6 separate regions of the Mus musculus genome follow, and regions 2, 3, 4, 5 and 6 are each linked to region 1. Evidence: chromatin loops called from intact Hi-C (ENCODE). Cell type or tissue: heart. All regions are shown on one strand.

Region 1 (4,000 bases):
GAGAGAGAGAGCATAAAAACTTACAACTGGGTCTGGAGAGATTGCTCAGTGGTTCAGAGCACTTATTGCTCAATCATGAGGACCAGAATTTGGGTCTTATCACCCACATCAAGTGGCTCATAACCACCTGTAACTCCAACTCCAAGGGATCAACGACTTTCTTATTGTCTCTGTGGGTGTGAATGCGCCTGTGTGTGTGTGTGTGTGTGTGTATGTGTCTCTGTGTGTGTGTGTCTGTGTCTGTGTCTGTGTGCGCGCACTTACAAATACATGCACACAAATAAAAACTAAAAACTAAACTTAGATCCCAAATCTATCTGCCTTGTTTCTGACCCACTGGTGCTCGGGAGACAAACCCAACCCAGAGAGTGCCCAGATTCTCCCAGAACGAGCAAGGATGGATGGCAGGGAGCTGATGGACACCCAGCCCAGGTTCTGCCTGAACATGAATGTATAGGAACAAAAACATAGGCTGATTACCGGGACTCAAGAGACAAAGCCACTGATGTTGCAGAACGCTGTGGCAAAGACCTTGACTTAGGAAGAGGTGATCAAATGTAGCCATGGAGGGATCTGCACAACGATCCACGTGGCTGTAGATCTGTATAAAGACCGGTGCGAACATGAAGGAGTAGATGCTTTATAAAGACAGGGTAATAGGTTAGGTGATTGGTTTGCAGGGTTTTGGAGTTTGCCTGAGTTGTAGTGTTGTTGTTTCTGATGACTTCCATGTCTGTGAAATAAGGGCTGAGGTACTGAGACTAAGAGGAGACAGAGTATGACTGAACCCCCGACAGGGTGTGAGAACCTTTGCAGCAATCTTCGGAAGCTGTCAGCACCTAGGACAAGGCTGTGGCCCTGTGAGGCTGGTTAGATAGTTTCCTGGTTGTATGAATTCAGCCTGTGTTGGGGCCTTTTCAGAACACATGTGTTCTAGTTAGCTTTCTACTGCTGTTCTAAAACACAATGACAAGAATCATGTAAGTCCCTTTGGTTTACATTTCTACATCACAGTCCATCGCTGAGGCAAGTTGAAGCAAGAACTGAAGTAGAGGCCATGGAGAAATGCCTTGCTCCTCATGGCTTGCTCAACCTGCTTTCTTATACCACCCAGGACAGTTGGCTAGGGGTGGTGCTGCCCATAGAGGGCTGAGACTTCTCCCATCAATCAGTGATCAAGAGAATACCCCCACAGGCTTTCCCACAGACCAATCTGATAGAGGCAATTCTTCAACTGGGATACCCTCTTCTCAGATACGTCTAGGCTTATGTCAAGTTGACAAAGGCCAACCAGAACAAGACAGTGTCGGAGGCCGATGGTGTAGACCAAGGAGTAACTGTGATGGTGTCTGGACATGATGTGGGCCAGGAAGTGTGATCCCAGATGACTGCAGCGCTCAGGTACTCAAGGGACTAGATGGTCAGAGGGTGTATAAGATGGAATGAGAGGGACTACTGCTGAAAACATAGCCCATGACTAGAAGACAACCTTGAAGTGGCATCAGAAGACCACAGAGGGGAGAGGACAAGGGACAAGTGCTCAGGGTGTGAGGTTGCTACAGTGAGACAGGAGGAGTAAACAGACGCACACAGCATGGAGAGTCCCAAACGCCGATCCCTGGCTAACCTGCAGAGCAGTGTTGGCCAGCCTGTGCTGCTGAGCATCTAAGGAATGCAAGAGGAATACCTGCCAACTGGATCCCACAAAGGGAGGCCAAGGGGCCACTTGTTCCACATGGAACCCCAGTGGCAGACAATGTAAAGAGACAGAAGCTGGGCCAGAGAGTCTTTAAAGGAGCAGTCAGTTCTGTGACAGAATTTTGGGGGGATGAAAGGGGGGGTCTCAAAACAGGTGTCCAGGCCAAGCCCCTGGAGATGCTACTTGCAAGAGTCCGTTCTCTTTTTCCATCAGGTGAGCTCTGAAGATCAAACTCAAGTTGCCATGATTGGCCTCAAGCCCCCTGATTCACTAAGCCATCTATGTAGCCCCCAGAACCACAGGTTAAAGATGACCCGAGGTGAGCGCCACTGCACTAAGAGGCTGATCTGCTCTCCTATTGACTGTGGTGACAGACGCTGCACTGTACAATCGGTCCCACATTCATAGACTTATGCACAGAAACAGGTCCCATCACTATAGATTAGTTTCATGCTAACAAAGGTTAGAGAATATTCATTATAGGCAGGAGTCTAAGAAGGCAAGAACCCCAAACACTGGAACAGTTCTTGAAAGGGGCTAGAGCAAGGATCTGGGGGCTATGTCAGGCAGAGCATATGCAAGGCTAAGTATAATCAAAGAAAGGGTAGGGTAATGAAGGCACCATCATGCCCTGCTCAGACATGGGATAATGAGACCCACTCTGACAGGGGGTAGGAGGATTCTGCTTTGCAAAATTCTCAGGCGGATCTGCAACCAGCACCGTGTAAGAAAAACCATCAAGCCGCCAGGTGGCAGTAGAGGATAGGAGAAGGCGAGACCACAGGCAGCTGCAACTCTTCTCAGGCCACCCAACCTCACGGGACACTGCCTCCAAACGTCAGACCTCCTGGTGGTTCAGCATCCTCCACTCTGGGAGGCCCCCACCCCTCTGACCTCATGTTCCCAGGCTCCTCTCCCACCTGCAGCAGTAGGGTGGCCTCAGCCTGAGGACTAGGACAGGCAGCTCATTAAGCACAGGTGGAGGGGGGGGGGGGGGATCCCAACCACAAAGATCTAGACGCATCCCAGAAGCTGTCAGAGCACCGGGGAGGTCACACATGACCTTTGGCACTCCTCCCTGTTAACTAGCACTAAGTTTACCCAGACCAGGATGTATTCCACTTACCCCGACATGTTTGCCAACTGCCCCCTTATGATCCACTCAAGTTTGGCACTTCTTGGCACCTAATGGAGCACAGTGACATGCCTGGCCCAGTTGTCCTGCCAGGTCCTGAGAGGTATGCCCCGCCCCCGGGCAAGGTGCCACCTTCTACAGCATAAAAGCCTGGTATCCCCCAAGCAGTTCTTGTGACTGTCACCATGAAAGGGAGCAGCGCTCTTCTGCTGGTGGCCCTAAGCCTGCTCTGCGTCTGTGGTAAGTCTGGGCCTTGTTTCTAGCACTTTCGGTAGGTAAGGGGCCCCAAGAGGCTGAAATCCTGGGATCAGGTGGGCAATGCCTACCAGTGTCACAGACCCCACCCCCTAAGTGCAGGAAATCTGTTGACACCAGTTCTCTCCCAACCCACCCTGACCTAACACTAACTAACCACCGAGGCCAATGCCGCCCACCCTGGAGCAATCCGGTTTGACCTGACCCTCTGGATCCAGTTAGCCCAGGGGAAGAACTCCCCCTTCTCTTCCCTGGTGAGGTCAGGAAGTCAGGGGGGAAACCACAGCAGCTCCCACTAGTGGTGATGGGGAAGGGATCTGCAGGTTGACCTGGGAGTGCTAGAAAGACAAGGACAGGAGATCAAGTCCCTCCCTCGGCATTGTATCCCCTTTGCAACACAGGGCTGACTAGAGCAGAGGATGACAATGAGTTTTTCATGGAATTCCTGCAAACACTCCTGGTGGGGACCCCGGAAGAACTCTACGAAGGGCCCCTGGGCAAGTACAATGTCAATGACATGGCCAAGTCAGCGCTGAGCGAGCTCAAGTCCTGCATCGATGAACTACAGCCTGTGCATAAGGAGCAACTGGTCAAGCTGCTGGTAATCGGGCTGGGACTCCCATCCCCGAATGTTTGCAGTTCTTCCGAGACCCTCCTGGTGCTGGATCACCAGTCCTCCCCGATCCCCAGATCTCCATCAGCCAGCAGAGATGGAGACCTCGCAGAGAAGTTTCCAAAGTCTCTTAGAACTGCTTCCCCCACCCCAAAAGAACTACATCCCACCTAGGCAGTACATGTGCACACAGCCCCTCCCCAGGGTGCTAGGAGAGGTGGGTCACCATGCTCAGGAGTCTGTCTCCTCCACTGGTGTGCACAGCACTGTCTGCCGCTGGGACTGGGGGATCCGGTTG
Region 2 (4,000 bases), 230 kb after region 1:
ATCAGAAGACAGTGAGGAAGAGGAGGAGCCGGCCGCTGGGCGGCCCCTGGGTCGCTGGCGGGAGGATGCCATCAACTGGCAGCGCACGTTCAGCGTGGGCGCCATGGACTTCGAGCTCCTGCGCTCTGACTGGAACGACCTGCGCTGTAACGTATCCGGGAACCTGCAACTTCCTGAGGCCGAAGCGGTGGATGTAGTGGCTCAGTACATGGAGCGGCTAAATGCAAAGCATGGCGGGTACGGGGCAGACGGCTGCTTGAAGAGAAGGCATGCCGGTGTCTGCAGGGATCGCAGAACTTCCTTGGCTCTCAGCAACTCTCTGAGCCCCTTCTCCCTCTCTGTAACTACTGTCTTACTTATCCAGGTTGAAGGGCTCTCTGGAGCCCCCCTCAAGACTGACTTCATCTCTCCTCACTGCCAATTCCCACATCTGCCACCTTAGACCTAGACCCAGGGATGAACCCAAACCATCGGGGACAGTAGTCAGGAGTAGCCAGATTGTGGGCAGACAACCTTTTCAGGAACCAGAGACACTAAAGTGTCATGACCTCTACCTGTGGAGCACTGCAGGGTCCCAACTAGGGGACTGTGTCTAGTTCAAGGGAGCCTTTGGCCTCCTAGGTCTCAGGCTTCAAACTTGTTTCTACCCCATTTTGAGGGAGTTCTTATGAGACTGTTCTGTTCATTGTCAGCCTTGAGGAAGGGGAAAACCTTCTTAGGGCTTTGATGAACGCACAGATATCAGGACAAGGTATCTGGCAGCCAGTGTTGAGAGCCAAGCTCCACACAAAGGTTTGAACAGGACAGGGGTTGGAGGAAGGGGAAAACCTTCTTAGGGCTTTGATGAACGCACAGATATCAGGACAAGGTATCTGGCAGCCAGTGTTGAGAGCCAAGCTCCACACAAAGGTTTGAACAGGACAGGGGTTGGAGGAAGGGGAAAACCTTCTTAGGGCTTTGATGAACGCACAGATATCAGGACAAGGTATCTGGCAGCCAGTGTTGAGAGCCAAGCTCCACACAAAGGTTTGAACAGGACAGGGGTTGTACACAGATGTGCTCCAGAGGGTGTGAGCCTGACAGCCCTCAAAAGGGGCCAGGAGACCCTTCCCACCACTGGTGATTATGTTGGACAGACCTAGGTGGCTCAGAGGGCAGGTCTCTCTTTTTTTCCCCCAGAGCTGAGGACTGAACCCAGGGCCTTGTGCTTGCTAGGCCAAATGATCTACCACTGAGCTAAATTCCCAACCCTGAGGGCAGTTCTCTTGAGAGCAGCTTATGGGGCAGTCTCTTGGTCTCTTTATAGGACTGTCCACCTTGAGTGGTCATAGGCACATCTGGGTGCTATGGTGTGGGTAGCTTACCCCAAGGAGTAACCTAAAGTGTTTGGTTGGGGATAGAAAGTTCCTGATTTGGGTATGGCTGACTCCCATCTCAGGTCATGCCAATGGTATCCCATAGGGGGATTGCTAGCTGTCACCAGAGGGTGGGAAGCAGAATAAATAGCCTAAGGCCTGAGACAAAATGAGGGGCCTGCTCCGGGTATGAGGGGTACACGTGGGAGAACTAACAGCTTCCTGGTGGTTCTTGTGGGATGCTAACCATAGGAGAAGACTGAGACATCACCTCAGGACAAAGAAAATCATGCAGAGGAAGACATCTGGGAGAACTTGACAATCCTGGGCTCACAGCGACCCCTAGTGTAGCCTTTCCTATTTCCTGCTGGGCTGGGGAATTGAGACGTGGGAAGGTCAACCTGTGTTTAGGAGCGATAGAACGGGTTGCAGGTATTGCGGTCTGGGGAGTACAGTCGCGTGGTTCTCGGGGTAAAGGGGGAGGCAGTTGAGCAGAGCTACAACCCTCGGTTAATCACACCTGCCTCGCAGGCGCTTCTCGCTTCTACGCATCGTGAACGTGGAGAAGCGCCGCGACTCTGCACGCGGGAGCCGCTTCCTCCTGGAACTGGAATTGCAAGAGCGCGGAGGGAGCCGCCAGCGCCTATCCGAATACGTCTTCCTGCGGTTGCCCGGAGCCCGCGTTGGGGACGAAGATGGAGAAAGTCCCGAGCCGCCTCCAGCCGCCTCGATCCACCCAGACAGTCGCCCAGAGCTCTGCCGGCCTTTGCATCTGGCCTGGCGTCAGGATGTCATGGTTCATTTCATTGTACCAGGTATGTGCGCCACTATGAGGCGTTCGGGGGTGGGGTGGGAGGTGGGAACCATTCGGTCCAGTCATGCTGCTTCAGTGACATCCCCTCTTCCAGTGAAGAATCAGGCGCGCTGGGTAGTGCAGTTCCTGGCAGATATGACCGCGCTGCATGTGCATACGGGGGACTCGTACTTCAACATCATCTTGGTGGACTTTGAGAGCGAGGACATGGATGTGGAGCGGGCCCTGCGTGCGGCTCAGCTACCTCGGTAACGATGTTTACCACCATTTCGGGAAAACCAAGGATCTTTCCTCTTACAGGAGATGAGTTATTCTGACGCCGCCGTCCACCTTCCTTTCCTCTTGCAGGTACCAGTACTTGAAACGAACTGGAAACTTCGAGCGCTCTGCAGGCCTGCAAACTGGAGTGGATGCCGTGGAGGTCTGTGGGCCAGTCAAGGGCTTAGGGGAAAGAAAGGAGGGTGCTGAGCTCACCTTGGGGAGGTGAGCAGGGCTCAGACCTCCCAACCTACAGGACCCCAGCAGCATCGTTTTCCTCTGTGACCTGCACATCCACTTCCCACCTAATATCCTGGACAGCATCCGCAAGCATTGCGTGGAGGGCAAGCTGGCCTTCGCCCCTGTGGTCATGCGTCTGGGCTGTGGAAGCTCACCGTGGGACCCACATGGTAAGGACCTGGGTGTTCCCTGGGGAGCCCCAGGTTCTCACAACCACCAGGGCAAACTCCAAACCTGACCTCCTGGGTAAGAATAGGACCCTATTCATACACATAAGACCCGTTCGTCTATAAACCTAGGAGCTCTCTAGTTATTAGCAAATACCAGGCACTCCCTCCCACCCAGGGTCTCCAAAATCAGGCTTCTTAGAATTCCTCCCAGGGTCCTCTAGGGAGAAAATGTTAGGGACCACACCCTAATGGTTATTTATCCTCCTCACCTCAAGGTTACTGGGAAGTGAATGGATTTGGCCTCTTTGGGATCTACAAATCAGACTTTGACAGAGTAGGAGGCATGAACACTGAGGAGTTCCGTGACCAGTGGGGAGGCGAGGACTGGGAACTTCTTGACAGGTAACTGCCCTCCCCTCCCTCACACTGAGACACCTCATCATCCTCCCTTGAGGGGATGGAATGACAGAACTCCACCTGCCAGGATCTTAGAGACCCACAAAATCCCTTCCACCCACCCTGCATTGAACCCTTCCCACCCCCACCCCCCACCCCCGGCCTCCTGCAGCCGCCAGGGCAGCCCCAAGCCACAGCACCTGAGCCAGGGTTCTGACGTTCCACCCGCTCCTCCCAGGGTCCTGCAGGCAGGGCTGGAGGTGGAGAGGCTTCGACTGCGACACTTCTACCACCACTATCACTCGAAGCGAGGCATGTGGGCCACACGCAGCCGCAAAGGTGCCCGCGCACAGCGATCCTGAAGACCTAGCTGCCCTCTGGGCCACCGGGTCTTGGTGCAGCAGGTAGAAGCTGCGTCCTGAGCTTGATTCAGGCTCTGCCACCACCTGTGCTGGTCCCTAAAAGCCTCCTCTGGGACTGCAGATAGGTGGCGCTCGTGGCAGGGCAGGCACCTTGGTCCCCACACCCCCTGATGATTTCTGTGAAATTTTCCGTAGCGACGACATTGTTTTCAGAATTTACAAGAGTTCTGTCTGTTCTGTTTTTTATTCAGAATGAAATGAAATATTTTTTTTAGTTCTGACTTGTTTTCTGTGAGTGTTCTCTTGGTGAGGCGGAGCTCTGGTTACCAGGGTAGCTGTGGGTAATGCAGGCTCTCCCCGCCCCCCGCCCCCCCAACACCCACTTCCTGCCTGTAGCTTATGTTT
Region 3 (4,000 bases), 59 kb after region 1:
TCTCCCCACAGCCTCCGAGGCCTGACTGGCATCCATAACACTGTCAGCACACAACTAGCGCTTTTTACTGGTCACCCCCTTCTATTCTCTCATATCTGTTCAGGTCACAAATGGCGTCTGAAGTGTATCTTGCTCCGCCATGTGCTCCCTTGACTAGTGGAGAAGGTTTGTGAGGGGTAGGACCTCCACGTTCTCCGCTGAGTCTTTAGGACTTAGAGCAGTTTCTGGTTTAGCAGGATGTTCATCGAGGTAGGCAGTCAGGATGTATGGATGATAAGTGCGTGGGTAGTCAGTTGGGCAAGAAGATGTAAGGATGTATGGATGATCATACACTGTATCATATACCAGGCCTAACCTAGACTAGGTAATAAAAGCTGGGTTATCTTCAGGGAAAATGTTTCATTATCAGAAGGAATTGTCATGGCTGGTAAAGGCCACAGCCCAATATGCCCCATAGTTGCTTTCAGACAATATTGGTGTGAGCCCAAGATGGGAAATGTGGTCACGGGGCATTTAGCCTTGTCCTTGGCCATTGTATGCACCCCTAAAGTTAGCCAGGTCACCACCCTTCCTGGAGACCACTGTGCCCTCCTTTGTTTAGAAACGGCAATGAAGGGAATGTTTCACTAGGCACTTGACTTTTATTCTTCCTGAGAAGAATTGGCTGTGGATGTGGGACTCCTTAAGCTCCACCTACCCAGTAGGCCCAGTCCAGTCCAGCAAGGAGACGCGTCCAAGGAGGTCAGAGGGAGGGCTCCGATGGGGAGGTTAATTGAATGTTATTTCCCCCAGCCCTGAGCTCCAGATTCCAGCCTCAGGCTGTGGGGGGCCTCTTCCTCTCCTTCACTGTAATCCTTTCCACCTAAACCTTTAATTACAGCCTTGGGGTCCTGTGGGGATAAGGCTGTAGGCCTGAGCAGTTTGTTCAGTCTTCCACGGACATTTCCTCTTTCACAAATAAGACCTGTGTCTAACCTGTCCAGGCCGGCTTCTGGAGGAGGCCTCCGTCTCTGCCTTTCTGGGCTCGGGCCATTTTCTGACTGGCTGTTGGCAGGGCCGTCTCTAGATTGCAAGACTGCCCTAGGCCCGGATCAGGTCACCTTTCTCAGAGCGGCTCCAAGTTCTGTTAGCAGTGTCAAGACAGCTGAATCTCTCCCTTTTCAGCCCTCTCTGGTACTTTGTTTTAAGAGAAGGTTTAGGCTTACAGACGGGTTGTGAAGACAGGGCAAAGTGTTTCCGTGGGACCAGTGCTGCTCCCCATTACTAATACAGAAGTAGGAGCAAGCCCAGGTCATGTTGTGCAACACTGGAGAAGCACTGCAAATGGGATATGGGGCGGAAAGATCCATATCCGACACCTCCTAGCCCAGCCATGGTGGACGAGGCCTCAGTGAGGCAGGTTGGAGGGGGGTAGCCAGTGCACAGAGAATCCACAGGTCCCCCTAGAGCCCAGGTGGTCACACCACTGAGAGCCCTCCACTCCCTCCCCAGACTTTCTGGCCTTCCAGAACTCTCCAGGCACAACCCAACCCCTTTTCATTCCTCCACTGACGTGGTCTCTATCCCGCTACTCTGAGTACAAGAGTGGTTGCCTCTCCTCCCTGGTCTGCCTTATACTTAAAGAAGAAGAAAACAGTGACGTGCAGTATAGAATAGAAATGAAGGCCTCGAGGAGCAGCCAAGAAAACTGAGCCATCGAGAAGTCTTAGTACAGGCCGGCCGACCGTAGCTTGGCCTGAACATGAGTGCCTCTCTGGGTGTGTGGTGGACAGCGTGTCCTTATGCTCAAGCCGTTAGCATTCAAACACACAACGTATGCACGTGTCACTACCCTGGCCTTTAGTCTGAACACCCTTCCTGTAAAAGGGTGTTCTGAATGCGGGACCCCTGGAGATCTGGGAGGACAATCGTGGACACAGGGCACCACCCTGTGGCCAGATTTGGAAGTACAGGAGCTGCTGGGGAAGGTAATGCACGTGTCCAGAGGTCACTGGTCGTCTCCTGCTGTGCACTTTACCCTGGGCTTCTTTCTATCTGTATCCCGTAAAACAGGCTTCCAGAATGTGGGATCTGAAGAAAGCCAGCAGCACCCGGAGGTCAGCTGTAGGGGACGCTCATGCTCCGAGCAGAGGCTGTGCAGAGCAGCCTCAGGCACAGCAGGCTCTCCTGGAGGCATTTACAGCTAGATTTATAGGCCGGAGGCTTGTTGCACGTCTCACATCACTGTTTTCATTTACATAAAGATGCGATGGTTGGGCTAGAGAGATGGATGGCTCTCTGGTTAAAAACGTTTGCCACACAATCACCAGTACTGGACTTCAGAGCCCAGCAGCCATGTAACAAGCCTGGTACCTCACGATTGCCTGTAACTCCACCTCAGAGGGGTCCGAAGCCCTCTTCTGGCCTCAGGGTGTGCACAGTGACATACAGTGTGTGTGCCCACACATGTGGACGTATACAATAGGTACATAATTAATTAAAAACCTGGTGCTTCCCAAGGATTCAAAACTAATCAGCTACTTTCCAATTTACACTGTAAAATCTACTGTGTAAAAAATTATTCCTCATTGTGACGGTTAATCTTAATTATTGACTGGATTTGGACCCACTGTAGAAACATAGTTCTGGGTTTGTCTGTGTAGATGTTTCTAGAATGGTTTAAAGGAGGAGGAGGAAGATCTATCTGCTCTGAGTGTGGACCGCACCTTCCTATGGACTGGGGCCCTAGGCCAGATGAAGGAGGAAGGCAGCTGGGCGTCATGTCTCTCTCCTTCCTGACTGGATTCACATAACAAGCTGCCTCCTTTTCCTTGTCATCCCTCTCCAACATGATGGTCTGTACCTTCCAACTCTGAGCCAAAGTAAGAGCTTCCTTTCTAAGCCACTGTTGTCAGAGAGTTTGTCAAATCAACCCGAAGAGTAACAGGCATTCAGCAAAGGAAGATGCCCACCAGTCATCGAGATGTGAGTCCTACTTGATACAACCCAAACACCGAGGCGCTGTGACATTGAAGCAGCAACTGAGCACGTACAGAGACGCCCACAATAGGATGGGCCTTTCTAGGGAGCGAGGCAGGATCCGTCGGTTGAGCGATTTCCTGTGGAAACCCCTGAATTTCATCCCCAGCACTATATAAACCTGGTGTGGTGATGTGTCCTTATCCCAGCACTGGGGAGGATCATAGGTTCGAGATCAGCCTCGGTTACATAGAGAGCATGAGGATGCAGGAGATCCTGTTCCCAAACCCTATAAAACAGCAGCCAGCGAGATGGATCAGCCTAGTGAGGAGTTCAGTCCCTACTAAGAAGCGCCTTGACAGAGGGAGGAAACAGACTCCCACGGTTATTCTCTGACCTCCACAGGTTATGCTATGGCTTGTGCATGCCCCCCCCCAACTAAGTAAGTGTGATGGTTTGTATATCCTTGGACCAGGGAGTGGCACCATCTGGAGGTGTGGCCTTGTTGGAATAGGTGTGTCACTGTGGGTGTGGGCTTAAGACCCTCACCCTAGTTGCCTAGAAGCAACCACTAGCAGCCTTCAAATGAAGACATAGAACTCTCAGCTTCTCCTGCACCATGTCTGCCTGGATGCTGCCACGCTCCCACCTTGATGATAATGGACTGAACCTCTGAACCTGTAAGCCAGCCCCAAATAAATGTTTTTTATAAGACTTGCCCTGGTCATGGTGTCTGTTCACAGCAGTAAAACCCTAAGACAGTAGGTAAGTAAGTAAGTAAATAAGTAAATAAATAAATAAATAAATAAATAAATAAAATTTAAAAGATAAAATCAAACACTAAAAAGGTTTTAAAATTTGGGTGCAGCTGGGCGTGGTGGCGCATGCCTTTAATCCCAGCACTTGGGAGGCAGAGACAGGCGGATTTCTGAGTTCGAGGCCAGCCTGGTCTACAAAGTGAGTTCCAGGACAGCCAAGACTATACAGAGAAACCCTGTCTCGAAAAACCAAAAAAAAAAAAAAAAAATTTGGGTGCCCAGCA
Region 4 (4,000 bases), 200 kb after region 1:
CTGTATTAACCAATGTGCTGTAAAGAATGTCCCCAACAATCTCTGATTGGGTAATAAAAGGCTAGAGCCTGTGACTGGGCAGGAGAGAGAGGAAGGTCGGACTGGAGATCGAGTAAGGAGGGTCTCAGGGTAGGGACCACGAGAGGAAGGACAGAGGATGTGGAAGAAGAATGTCACTACGACACCTCGAGGGAGGATGGACCATGAGCCTGTGGCCAAGAGAAGCTCCCACTGAGGACACACGAAGAACAGAGCAAGATTCAGTTGGCAAATAATGGGTCACTTATCTGGTTGTTAATAGCCTAGCAGGGTTATAATAATTCCAGAACCTGCGTAGCTTAGGCTTGCAGCTTGTCAATAAATTCTGATACCTCTGAGCTGTTTACTCCGGAGCTAAATGGGAGGGAGTGGGGCAGAAATCCCCAAATGCTGGAATTCAATGTGTCTATTGCCACACCCTCTTTGTGCTGTCATGACGATCATACCAAGGGCCTGGTGCATGGTAGGCAAGCCATTGAGACAAAGAACCACAAGTCTGTGAAAGCAAAAGACATAGACTCTCGATTGTGAATAGTGGTGGTAAGCTCTAAGGCTGGCACCAAGAGATAGGGGGTGACTTGTTAGTGGAAGATAAAGGCTGCTGCAAAGAGTGTGCTAACGCTAACTAGCTTTAGTTAGTTTTGTGGCCACAACAGTTTTCTGCTTCAGTGTGCGAAGGATATGGTTCCCAAGAGACACTGTGGTTTCCTGCCTGCAAGGAAAGAGGCCAGAGAGTCCTTTCTGAAGTTACAGCCCTGGAGAGGCCTAAGTCTGAAACAACTCCCATCCCAGCCCCCCTGTGGGAGCCACCACATCTCCAACTGCAAGGGCTTCCGGTCTGATATATGGACCCCACCCGACTCCAAGTTAACAGGGAGTTTGCCAGGTCCTTGGAAGGTGTCAGAAGACAAGAATCTTTGAGTGAGAGCCAAAAGATGTGGCTCCCCCCAACCCCAAGAGGAGTGAGCACCTAACTACATGTCACAGTCCTTCAAAGGGCAGGCAGAGTCTCTTAGGCCAAGGGCAGAAGTTGGGTCCGGACAAACAGAGTGGACATTCTTCCTGGGAGAAAAAGGGTGGCGCTGCCTCCTGTACTCTGGGCCCTTCTTTCTTTCTCTGTAGAGTTAGCGCTCCAGAAGCCTTCACCCCTAGACCTAGCCCTGGATCTCTCTCGACCTCTTCCCAGCTTCTATGCTGTACTCCCCACAGTCCCAGGCCTCTTTCTGCTCCTCCCCATCTTCAGGGATTTCCCCGCCCCTGCCCCCCCCCCCCCCCCCCCCCGCCGTCATCGCTTGGTTACCTACCCCCATTCTCTAAGATCTCCTTCCCTCAACCCCCATTGGCTTGGTCCCCTTCCCAACTAGCTCCACCCTGTAGGCACTGTCACTTCTCGGAAGAGAGGAGGCAGGAAGCTGGGAAGCAGCCAGTCTTCTGTCCTCCCACGTCCCTGCATACCCGGGTGCACTACAGCTCTCCAACTCCAGCTTTCACCCACCCCGCCCTTATCCAAACGGGTTTGCTCCCTGTGTGCCCCTTCCTTGCCTCCGTGTGTTCCCCACACATTCCCACGCACCCCTTCTTTGACCTACAGCGCAATTTTCAGAATGCCACGTTCTCCCATCCCCCTGCCCTCCCGCCCCACGGACCCTGTCCCTTCCTGCTGCCTGGAGACTAGGAACTTCTGCACTCGAGGATACTATAGACATAGCCTCCCGATATTGTTCACCAGGCGCCAAGCACATCAGAAAATGTGCCACCCATTCCCAACACCTCTTCAGAGCATTCTGGCTTCCTAAGCGTAGATCCTGTCCCGGGGCGAGGACCTGAGCACTTCAGGGTCCAAATAGCAGTCTACGGCGCCACCTGGTGGCCATTCTAACAACACGGAATTCATGGGCAGAGGGGCGTAGCCCAGCGGCGGGAACAGTCGGCGGGGGTGGAGGGGAGGGGCAGGTGAAATTACTCAATTTCAAGGAGGGGCTGCCCCAGTAGCTGTCCCTTTCAGTTCCACAGGACTCCAGGCCCCCGAGTTTCATCCAAATGTCCATTTTACTTCTCTTCCAAATGTCAGGCATTCCTGGTTATACTGAAGCCAAAAGCCAGGAACAGTAATTGAAAGATAGGTAGAAATGCAACATGGAGGAAGAGAAGTCAGGGTCCTGCTGGCCCTAGGGTCCGGAGCAGAGTGTAAGGAGCTTAGGGATGGAGAGGATGTAGCCACAGGCAGTTTGGGCACCCCATCCCCACCCCACCCCCGCAAACCTACTCATCTCCAGAAAAAGAGACCCACTAGTTAGGTACAAAACAGAGAAATGGGGCCAGTGGCAGGTTCTAGGCCAGAAAAGGCCCAAAGATGAGCCAAAATGCCTAAATCAAGAACTCAGAAAAACAACGCTCATACACATTATGTCAAAGCAATACAGAACCCAGACAAAAGAGCCCTCTTGTGGTCAAAGCTGAACAATTGCAACAACAAAGATAAGCAAAGGGTGTGTGTTGGAATAGCCAAAAGTATGAAATTAGTATCCCAGAGTCCAGCCCGTGTGACTAAATCAATGGATGGCAATGAGGCTCTCACAAAGAATCCTACACCGAAGCAGCGCAGGTTCCAGCTGAGGCTTTAAACCTCCACTCTTCCTGTTCCTTTCCCAGAGCTAAGCAGAGGTGACCATCCTGAAGAGGCACAACAAACACAGTGCAGTATCAACATCAGCAGTCCTGAGCCACGGAGCAGAACAGATTGACAGTGAGGACTCCAAAGGTGACCTGGGGACATTGCCCAAGCCCCCTGTCTCAGTCCCACCCTGAGGAAAATTATGGGCAGCCCTGGGTGGAGGAAAGCCCTAGTACAGACTGACCTGCCATGCTTTTAACCACCTGAGTCATCAGAGACAGGTTGTCATTGCCTGAGGAGTTGTGGTGACTCAGAGTTATGGAAGAGCCTAGACAGATATCTGGGGCAGAGGAGAACATGGGGAAATATGAAGAAACTGGGGAATATGAATAGACCCATGGACTTCGGTTAAAAATAGTGCATCAGCTTGGGAGTCAGCACGGGTGTCAGTCAGGGCATTGGCTGCACAAGCATGAAGCCCTAAAAGCCAGGCCTGTAACCTGAGCTCTGAGGGGGTGGGAGGCAAAAACTGAAGGATGGCTGGGGCTCCATGGCTAGTCAGACTAACAAACAAACAAACAAACAAAACCAAACAAACCCCAGCAGCCTCCAGGTTCACAAAGAGATCAGGAGAAAAAGACAAAAATGACAGAGAAAGACACTTGATGTCTTCCCTTGGCTCTATGTCTGAGAATGCATGCACTCATACATACCACATGCACACACATACACATCACATGCACATACATGTACCATATGCATACACCACACACAGAGTAATGCATGAATATTACAGCAACAAATACATCACAGGAAAGCAAAACTGGCTTCATACTGCGTATTATGTGTTTGGGATTTCTATACATATAATACTGTTCGTAAAATCGTTACTGTTGGGGGGTGGTCTATGTGGTTGGGGGGCTGGCTATGCTGGGGTTACAAGTGTGGACTACCCTTTGCCTTGATTCCATTGTTCTTGAAAACAGATTTATTTATTTAATCTATATGAGTACACTCTCTTCAGACACCAGAAGAGGGCGTCAGATCCCATTACAGATGGTTGTGAGCCACCATGTGGTTGCTGGGAATTGAACCCAGGTCCTTTGGAAGTGCAGTCAGTGCTCTTAACCGCTGAGCCATCTCTCCAGCCCTTGATTCCATTTTTTTTTTTAATTATTGTCTTGTTTTGTTTTATTTTTCAAGACAGGATTTCTGTATGTAACAGAACCATTGGCTGTCCTGGACTCACTCTGTAGACCAGTCTGGCCTGAAATTCAAGAGATCTGCCTGCCTCTGCCTCCTAAAGGCTGGGATTAAAGGTGTGAGACACCACAACCATCCTTTTTT
Region 5 (4,000 bases), 330 kb after region 1:
ATTCGCCAAGCAGTGGTGGTGCACGCCCTTAATCCCAGCATTTGGTGGGCAGAGGCAGGCAGATTTCTGAGTTTGAGGCCAGCCTGGTCTACAAAGTGAGTTCCAGGACAGCAGGGCTACACAGAGCTACCTGCAGCATCCCACGCTTCAGCCATCTGGACAACCAGCAAGCCTCTTCTGCACACATTTCACCTAACAATTCCTAAACAGCAATTTGCAGACTTTGTGAAGTAACTACTAACAATTCAATCCAAATTACTGACAAGTTGTAGAGGAATATTATACAATGCTGTTATTTGATTTTCATTACATAAAATACAAATAAATTTAGAAGGGGCTGGAGAGATGGCTCAGCGGGTAAAAACACTGACTGCTCTTCCAAAGATCCTGAGTTCAAATCCCAGCAACCACATGGTGGCTCACAACCACACGTAATGAGATTTGATGCCCTCTTCTGGCGTGTTTGAAGACAGCTACAGTGTTCTTATGTAAAATAATAAATAAACCAAATAAATAAATAAATTTAGAAAACACAGCTTCAAGTCCTCAATGTAACAAATGGCATGTTAAAATCTGAAGTTCACAAATTTTAACTGTACTTCTCGGAATACCCAAGATACAATTCACAGACTGTATGAAGCTCAAGAAGAAGAAAGACCAAAGTGTGGATGCATCAGTGCTTCTTAGAAGGGGGAACAAAATACTCACAGAAGGAAATATGGAGACAAAATGTGGAGCAGAGACTGACGGAAAGGCAATCCAGAAACTGCTCCACCTGGGGATCCATCCCAAATACAGACTGCAAACCCAGACCCTATTGTAGATGCCGGGAAGTGCTTGCTGCCAGAGCCTGACAAATACAGCGGCGGATGCTCACAGCCAAGCATTGGACTGAGTGTGGGATCCCTGATGGAGGAGTTGGAGAAGGGACTGAAGGAGTTGGTGGAGTTTGCAGCCCCATGGGGGTTAGCAACAGTGTCAACCAGCCAGACCCTCCAGAGCTCCCGGGAACTGGACCACCAACCAAAGAGTGCACGTGGAGGGACCCATGGCTCTGGCCACTTAGGTGGCAGAGGATGGCTTTTTTGGACATCAGGGGGGAGGAGCGGCCCTTAGTCCTGTGAGGGTTCGATGTCCCAGTGTAGGAGAATGCCAGTGTAGGAAACCAGGAGTGGGTGGGTGGATGGGGGAGCACCCTCATAGAGGCAGGGGGAGGGAGGATGGGATAGGGGGTTTCTGGAGGGAGACCTGGCAAGGGGATAAGATTTGAAATGTAAACAAAGAAAATATCCAACAAAGAAAAAAATTTAAACATTAATAGAAAGAGAGAGAGAGAGAGAGAGAGAGAGAGGAAGGAAGGAAGGAAAGAAAGAAAGAAAGAAAGAAAGAAAGAAAGAAAGAAAGAAAGAAAGAAAGAAAGAAAGAAAGAAAGAAAGAAAGAAAGAAAGAAAGAAAGAAAGAAAAAATGCAACACAGCGCTGCTTCTGTGCTCTTTACTATTAATGAAGCCATTTCAGGAGCAGGACCAGCTGTAAAGGGCTCTGGCTCCCTCTAGTGGACGCCAGCTGGCAACATTCAAGGACGATGAGTCCTGCTGAACATGAAGCTGAACATCCAGGAGAGGAAAGGTCCGTCGCTGAAAACCCACCCAGGCTGCCCGTGAAAGTGGGAATACTAGAAATAAATCATGAAGTTCATGCCCCGATCCATCAGAAACCTCGGAGGATCCTCAGCTTGACAGGTGAATGGTCCACAGAGGCCACGGCAGCACCCACAGCTGTTCTCCAGTGGCTGAGCTGAGTGGTATTTGCTATAGTGGGACTGTGGAATTCTGGAGATGTGGAAAGGTATTCTTTCAAGAAACCAGAACACACCTGCTCTCAACATTTCGGGGCTATCACCCTCTGAAATCCAATAAGACAGCTTTCTTTAAAAAAGACTTTTTGGGGAAATGGGGGTCGTGGGGGTGGGCAGAAAGATGGCTCAGAGGTTAAGAGCACTTCCAGAGGTCCTGAGTTCAATTCCCAGCAACCTATGATTGCTCACAACCATCTGTAATGAGATCTGATGCACTCTTCTGGTGTGTCTGAGAGAGCTACAGTGCAGTTATATATATAGAATTTTGTTTTGTTTTGGTTTTTGTTTTTTGAGAGAAGGTGTCTCTGTATAGCCCTGGCTGTCCTGGAACTCACTTTGTAGACCCGGCTGGCCCGGAACTCAGAAATCTGCCTGCCTCTGCCTTCCAAGTGCTGGGATTAAAGGCATATGCCACCACGCCTGGCTCCATATATAGAATTTTAAAAAATCTTTAAAATATATATTTCAGATAGGAATGATACACATGCTAAAATAAATCTTAAAGAACACATGTACAAATCATAAAAATAGGGGCTGGAGAGATGGCTCAGCTGCTAAGAGGACCCATCTTTAGTTCCCAGCACCCACTGAGGGTAGCTCACAACCATCTGTACAGCTCAGGTGTCCCCATACCCTCTTCTGATTTCCAAGGGCACCTGCACACATGGCACACACACACACAAAATCATAAATAAATAAATAAGAATAAGGAGCTAGAGAGATGGCTCAGTAGTTAGAAGTACTTAATGATTTTCTAGAGAATTCAAGTTGTTTCCCACACTGCTGCCAGACAACTTAACTGCTTCGGGGAATCTAACATGTGTGGCCTCAGACAGCTACACCCACACACATACACACCCTTACAAATAATAGAAATTAATCTTTTAAAGTTAAGGGCCGGAGAGACAGGCCAGTGGGTAAGAGTTTTTCTGGTCTTCCAGAGGATCCGGGTTTGATGGTGGGTCGCAACCATCTGTAACTCCAGTCCCAGGGGATTGCATGCCCTCTTCTGACTTCAGGCACCAAGCATGTATGAGGTGAGCAGACATATATAACAAGCATATAAACCACATGTAGACACAAAATAATAAGTCTAAAATATCTTTTAAAAGTTAAAGTTAAATCTTTTTTTTTTTTTTTTAGTATCAATTCTTTTTTATTTTTCAGCTGGAAAACTAGACAATCCTCCAGTTCAGCCAAGTATTAATTAATCCTCTTCCTCATCATCACCAGCTCCAGCCCCGCCCTGGCCTTTCTTGGCATTCTTCCTCTTCATTCGCCCTAGACGGCCGCCACCATAAGGAGAACGGAGGGAGAAGTTGATGTGCTTCTGAGAGTCCAGGCGAACAATGAAGGATGGGATGTTCACCACCTGCTTGCGGACCCTAATGTGACGTTGGCGGATGAGCACACGGGCATGGTGAATAGATTTGGCCAGGCCCAGCTTAAAGACCTGGGTCTGCAGCCGCCTCTCCAAGAAATCCTCAATCTTCAGGCCCAGGATGTAATCCAGCTTCATCTTGCCCTCGTCCAGCACCCCAATGCGAACAAGCCGCCGCAGGAGAGCATTGCCTTCAAACAGAGGCATCCTTCTCGTCCAGCGTCAACAGCTCCCGGGCCGCCTTATGGATCTTGGCCAGGGTAAACTTGACCCTCCAAACCTCACGTTTGTTCCAGAGTCCATACTCTCCAATCAACTTTAGCTCCTGGTCGAGACGCGATTTCTCGAAGGGTCTCCGTGGGGTCACATAGGTTTTGCAACAAACCCAGCTTCTGGCGACCGGCATGTTGACCTCGCTAGGCTGGCTGCGCCTACGAACTCAGGCCCGAGACAAAGAGCAAAGTTAAATCTTTTGATAAGAGGAAAAATAAAAGATCAACCATAGTCTCATTATTCCATCCTCCTCCTCCTCCTCTTCCTCACTCCCTCCCTTCCCTTCTTTCTTTTTTCCTTTCTTCTTTCTTCTCCTCCTCCTTATTCTCCTTCTCCTCCTTCTCCTTCTTCTTCCCCCCTCCTCCTTTCTTCCTTTTAAAGACAGAATCTTTCTGCATACCCTGGCTATCTTTCAACTCACTATGTAGACCCCAACTGTAGAGATCCACCTACCTCTGCCTCCTGAATGCCGGGACTGAAGGTGTGCAC
Region 6 (4,000 bases), 520 kb after region 1:
GCCAGCCCCACCCACAAACTGCCCCCAATTTTCGCAGGGAACAAAGAAGGTAAGTAGATCCACTTTGGGGTTAGAAGTGTAGGGAGGGGCAGGGGAGGGCGCTGATAGGATGCGGAGGGTGGGGAAGAGGCAGAGAACGGGTCGAGTGAAGGGGCTGAGAGCGTGCGCCCCACAGAGCTAATCCACCACATGGACGAGGTCAATGACGAGCTCATGAAAAAGATCAGCCACATCAAGACACAGCCGCAGCGCAACTTCCGCGTGGAGCGCAGCCAGCCAGTGCACCTGCCGCTTACCTTCGAGTCAGGTCCGGATGAGGTCCGCGCCTGGCTGGAAGCCAAGGCCTTCAGTGCCAGGTGAGTCCCGTGTGTACAGCCGGTGGGGCGGAGCCTGGAGGACAGTGTCCCGCCCACGGCCCCGCCCTCACACCCACCTGCCCCTAGGATCGTGGAGAACCTGGGCATCTTAACTGGACCCCAGCTCTTCTCCCTCAACAAGGAGGAACTGAAAAAAGTGTGCGGGGAAGAGGGCAGTCGCGTGTACAGCCAGCTCACGGTTCAGAAGGCCTTCCTGGAGGTGAGCAGCTCCTGCCTGCTTCTGAGTTCCTTCCTAGGCACTTGCACCTGGGGTCACTGGAAAAACAGGAAACAGCAGGGCCCTGTCCTGTACCCTCTTTATTCCCCAACCTCCCGGCTGAGGCCCAATCTCTTTTTCCTAGAAACAACAAAGTGGGTCAGAACTGGAGAAGCTCATGAGCAAGATCAGGAGGGCCGAGGACAGCTATACCAGCCAACACACTTCACCAGAGTCAGAGGGGGCGCCGCACCTGTAATGGGCCCAACCCAAATGCATGGAGTATTATTTTTATATGTGTATTATTTTATACCAAGGACATAGATGGGCTGGGTGTAACTGGCTTACCTGCCCTCCAGGCAGAGTCCTGTGTATGAGCCTAGCTACACCTGTGGGTAGCTCTTTTACCACCCGAGCCCTACCCCCAACCCAATACTCTTCTTCCAAAACCAAGGCCAGCCTCAGCCAAACCTGTACCTGGCAGTGCCAGTCCCTTCTCAACCTGCTGCCAAGGCCCCAGGACTCTCCCGGTGGGCAAGGCCTCTTCCCCTGGTCTTCTTGGTGCACATGAAGGTCCTTGTTCCTTACAATGCTGGGCCCCGACTCTGCAGCTCTCCCTTGTGTTGCTTGTTTCTACATTCACGTTTTCCTGCATCCGCTGTACCCCAATTGCAGGATGGGCCTGAGCCCTCAGCTGACCAGCCTGGTGTCCTTGCCTACATATTTGCCCACTCCCTTCACGCTGCTAGCATCCCAGGAACAACCTGGTCAGGGGCTCCAGGACAGGAGGCCTTGGGTGACCTGCTGGTATAGAGTATGCTGTATTCTTTCTTCTTTGAGACCTAAGAATGAACCAGACATAGGTTCTGACTTCAAATGTCCCATCCCACCCAAAGAGCCTGTGATAACAGATGTCTCTGGCTATTTCCACCAGCCTGTTCGCTGGTGTCTGGTGCGTTTCCCAGCTCTGGATGGAGCCCCAGACCCAGAGATGAGAGTGGGGACTCCACAGCTATGTCAATAAACCAGATGTCTCCTAGCAACTTAGATATCTGTTTCTTGGGGTAGAAGTGCTCTGACACCCAAACTGCCTCTTCTTCCTGCTCCTTTTCTCTGGGATAGTGCATTGGCCCTGAACTCTGAATCGTCATCCTGCCTAAGCCTTCTGTGCTGGGATCCCACTTGTAGACCACCAAGCCTGGTCATGCCCTTCAAAGATCTTTCCAGTAGAGAGCAACCCACCCACACAGGTAGTGCTTTGGCCATGCCAGGGGACACCTCTCACCTCCACACCCATCCAAAATGGCCCTAAGGACATTTCTGGGAGGGACTCCAGAGGGTGTCTAGACAGCCCAAAACCTTCCAACCGGGTGGCTTTCAAAGGTCCCATTCTGAGTAGGAGCAGAGTTCAGCTGGCCCAGGAGCATGAATCAGAGGGAGATAGAGGCACTATTTAGAAGACTGTTCCAAGATGAGGGAGGTGTCAAAAAGAGACCTGGGGCCTGAAAGACCTCACTGACAAGTTGGAGAGAGACCCAGGTATCTGCCTGACTGGCCAGAGACTTTCCTTTGATGCAAGCCTTTGGTGCCATCTGCTGGTAGCTCCTTATACATCTTTGGGTGACTGTTAGATACCTTGTATCTGGTGTGAGGACTGTCCTGCATTCCAAATTGCTAGTGAGTCAAATCCTGACAAGGATCACCTGAATCCTCAACGTACTGTGCCGAGACTGAGGTGAAGAGACTGTGCCCCTCAACTAATCCACCACCTACCCAGACTTGGCCTCAGGTCTCAGAGGCTCCAGCCCCTCAGCTCAGACAAGCCCTACAGGACCCAGTCTTTCCAGCAGTCTTCTCTCCAAGATGGTTGGCGCCACCCTTAGGGAGTCTCCAGAACCTGTATCTGCTTCATCTAACCCTCCTAGCCCTTCCCCATCTGCCTACACTTACTGTGGCTTCCACAGAGCTGAGGCGGCTCCAGACCAAGCAGCCTCCCCTGCCCAGGAGCTCTGGACTCCTCACTCCCATGTGCTTGGGGCCCCAGCTGAACAACTGGCTCAGGCCTCTGAGTTCTTGGAAGTTGTCCCTTCTTCTCTCAAGGGCCTTCTACCACCTCTAGGTCCTTTTTAAAAAGTAGAGAGCTGGGTGTGGTAACATACACATTTAATTACAGAAAGCAGAAAGCAGAGGCAGGAGGGAGATCTATGTGAATTAGAAGTAGGTCGACACAGCAAGTTCCAGTCCAGCCAGGGTTACAGAGTTAAAAAAAACAAAAACAAACAAACAAACAAACAAACAAACAAGAAAAAAACTGTCAAAAATCTTTACTTTTAAATATTTTTTAGATTTTCTTGCTTTTACTTTATGTGTATGAATGTTTGCCTGTACATGTCCTACATGTATGTACACCATATACACCACATGTGTGCCGTGCCCACAAAGGCCAGACAGATTCTCTGGAACTGGAGTTATAGATAGTTGTGGGTCCTGGAACCCCAACCCTGGTCCTCTGCAGCAATAACCATCCCTAAAGGCTGAGACAGCTTTCCTTATTAATTCTGTGAGGCACAATCTCACATAGCACACGCCTCATACTTTTGATGTGGCTGATGGATGGCCTCGAAGGCTTCTAGGCAGGCACCCAGTTTAATGTGTTGCTGGGGATAGAGGGGAAACATTCTGCCAACAGAGCTAAGTCCTGAACCCTCAGAACCTTTCAAAGAGAATAGCAGAGGACCACCCATCACAGGCACCTAGTGAAGAGATGGAAGTGTTACAGCCCCAGGGCGAGTTAGCTTGGGACCTTCCCTAACTACTTACTCTTCCCTCTTTGGATGTCACTATCCGGGGCCTGCAAATGAGAGATAACAAACAAGAACCATGCAGCAAGCACTATCTCTAGCATTGGGTGACCTCACTCTGGTCTAGACTAAAGAATGAGACACAAAGAACCCAGGTCACCTAGGCTGGGGTTCAAGTGCAACTTTCCTAATTATAATACAACTCTCCCTGATCCCTACCCAGCAAGTCAGCAGGAATGGGAAAGGTTTGCCCTACCTGTGGGAACCCAGCTGAAGAGGGTCTGTCCATAGGTTGGGTAGATTTGCCCTGGACAAGAACGAAGAATGAACTTAAAACCCCCAAACCTAGAGTTGGTTTCTAAGCTACTTAGCCAATAAGCTCTTCGTGTGTGGGACTGCTGTGACTACTGCTCTGTGCCTAGCTCCACCACCAACAAATATTTCCATGAACAAGGCCCATCTCTGTCTGGGGACAAGCATGTCTTTGTGATCTGCCAACCTCCTGACCACCCACAGCAGGCCATTCAAACACAGGGCTTCCTATACCACTCAGAAGAGGCTTTCCCGTCTTTCTTAGAAAAAGATATAAAATAGTTGACTTCTCAAGGTAATTGGAGGAATGACAG

What was found. Hi-C counts contacts between places; a loop is a spot of excess contacts. Peaks named below come from ENCODE experiments on the same cell type or tissue, not always from the same donor. Only the 100,000 strongest peaks of a DNase experiment are listed, where the experiment ranks them.
Region 2: a loop joins it to region 1, with 3 times the contacts of the local background. A loop is called at or near these places in 25 of 42 quality-filtered maps.
Region 3: a loop joins it to region 1, with 7 times the contacts of the local background. A loop is called at or near these places in 40 of 42 quality-filtered maps.
Region 4: a loop joins it to region 1, with 8 times the contacts of the local background. A loop is called at or near these places in 35 of 42 quality-filtered maps.
Region 5: a loop joins it to region 1, with 4 times the contacts of the local background. A loop is called at or near these places in 24 of 42 quality-filtered maps.
Region 6: a loop joins it to region 1, with 3 times the contacts of the local background. A loop is called at or near these places in 2 of 42 quality-filtered maps.

The regions. Positions count from the first base shown.
Region 1 is chr7:140,842,558-140,846,557 of GRCm38, forward strand. It overlaps Scgb1c1 (secretoglobin, family 1C, member 1), which reads left to right and starts at 3,008. Exons shown (of 3, transcript NM_001099742.1): 1 at 3,008-3,074; 2 at 3,491-3,690. The coding sequence starts at 3,020. It overlaps C330022C24Rik (RIKEN cDNA C330022C24 gene), which reads right to left and starts at 3,132. Exons shown (of 4, transcript NR_045717.1): 1 at 2,826-3,132. In heart, CTCF peaks have their summits at 2,443 (motif pointing right) and 3,394; DNase peaks (open chromatin) are centred at 2,554, 2,854 and 3,364; H3K27me3 peaks cover 3,353 bases.
Region 2 is chr7:141,068,525-141,072,524 of GRCm38, forward strand. It overlaps B4galnt4 (beta-1,4-N-acetyl-galactosaminyl transferase 4), which reads left to right. Exons shown (of 20, transcript NM_177897.4): 14 at 1-237; 15 at 1,887-2,170; 16 at 2,264-2,417; 17 at 2,518-2,590; 18 at 2,684-2,837; 19 at 3,113-3,239; 20 at 3,472-3,876. The coding sequence ends at 3,595. Among named protein-coding and RNA genes, the nearest start is that of Pkp3, 9.2 kb to the right of the region's middle. In heart, CTCF peaks have their summits at 1,704 and 3,722; a DNase peak (open chromatin) is centred at 1,667; H3K4me3 peaks cover 1,184 bases; H3K27ac peaks cover 270 bases; H3K27me3 peaks cover 3,737 bases.
Region 3 is chr7:140,901,505-140,905,504 of GRCm38, forward strand. No RefSeq gene overlaps it. Among named protein-coding and RNA genes, the nearest start is that of BC024386, 2.5 kb to the right of the region's middle. In heart, no CTCF peak of the experiment used is centred here; DNase peaks (open chromatin) are centred at 727, 1,037 and 1,907; H3K27ac peaks cover 827 bases; H3K27me3 peaks cover 433 bases.
Region 4 is chr7:141,046,530-141,050,529 of GRCm38, forward strand. No RefSeq gene overlaps it. Among named protein-coding and RNA genes, the nearest start is that of B4galnt4, 12 kb to the right of the region's middle. In heart, CTCF peaks have their summits at 898, 1,904 (motif pointing left) and 2,503 (motif pointing left); DNase peaks (open chromatin) are centred at 932, 1,442, 1,892, 2,572 and 1 weaker place; H3K4me3 peaks cover 1,408 bases; H3K27ac peaks cover 1,347 bases; H3K27me3 peaks cover 868 bases.
Region 5 is chr7:141,174,821-141,178,820 of GRCm38, forward strand. Gm51459 (a long non-coding RNA gene) reads right to left here. Exons shown (of 3, transcript XR_003946684.1): 3 at 3,827-4,000. It also overlaps the pseudogene Gm5905. Among named protein-coding and RNA genes, the nearest start is that of Gm51459, 6.8 kb to the right of the region's middle. In heart, CTCF peaks have their summits at 428 (motif pointing left) and 1,563 (motif pointing left); a DNase peak (open chromatin) is centred at 1,561; H3K27me3 peaks cover 1,046 bases.
Region 6 is chr7:141,361,405-141,365,404 of GRCm38, forward strand. Eps8l2 (EPS8-like 2) reads left to right here. Exons shown (of 21, transcript NM_133191.2): 18 at 1-49; 19 at 176-356; 20 at 444-576; 21 at 719-1,612. The coding sequence ends at 832. B230206H07Rik (RIKEN cDNA B230206H07 gene) reads right to left here and starts at 3,706. Exons shown (of 2, transcript NR_033532.1): 1 at 3,631-3,706; 2 at 1-632. In heart, a CTCF peak has its summit at 2,169 (motif pointing left); a DNase peak (open chromatin) is centred at 2,187; H3K27ac peaks cover 1,096 bases; H3K27me3 peaks cover 2,833 bases.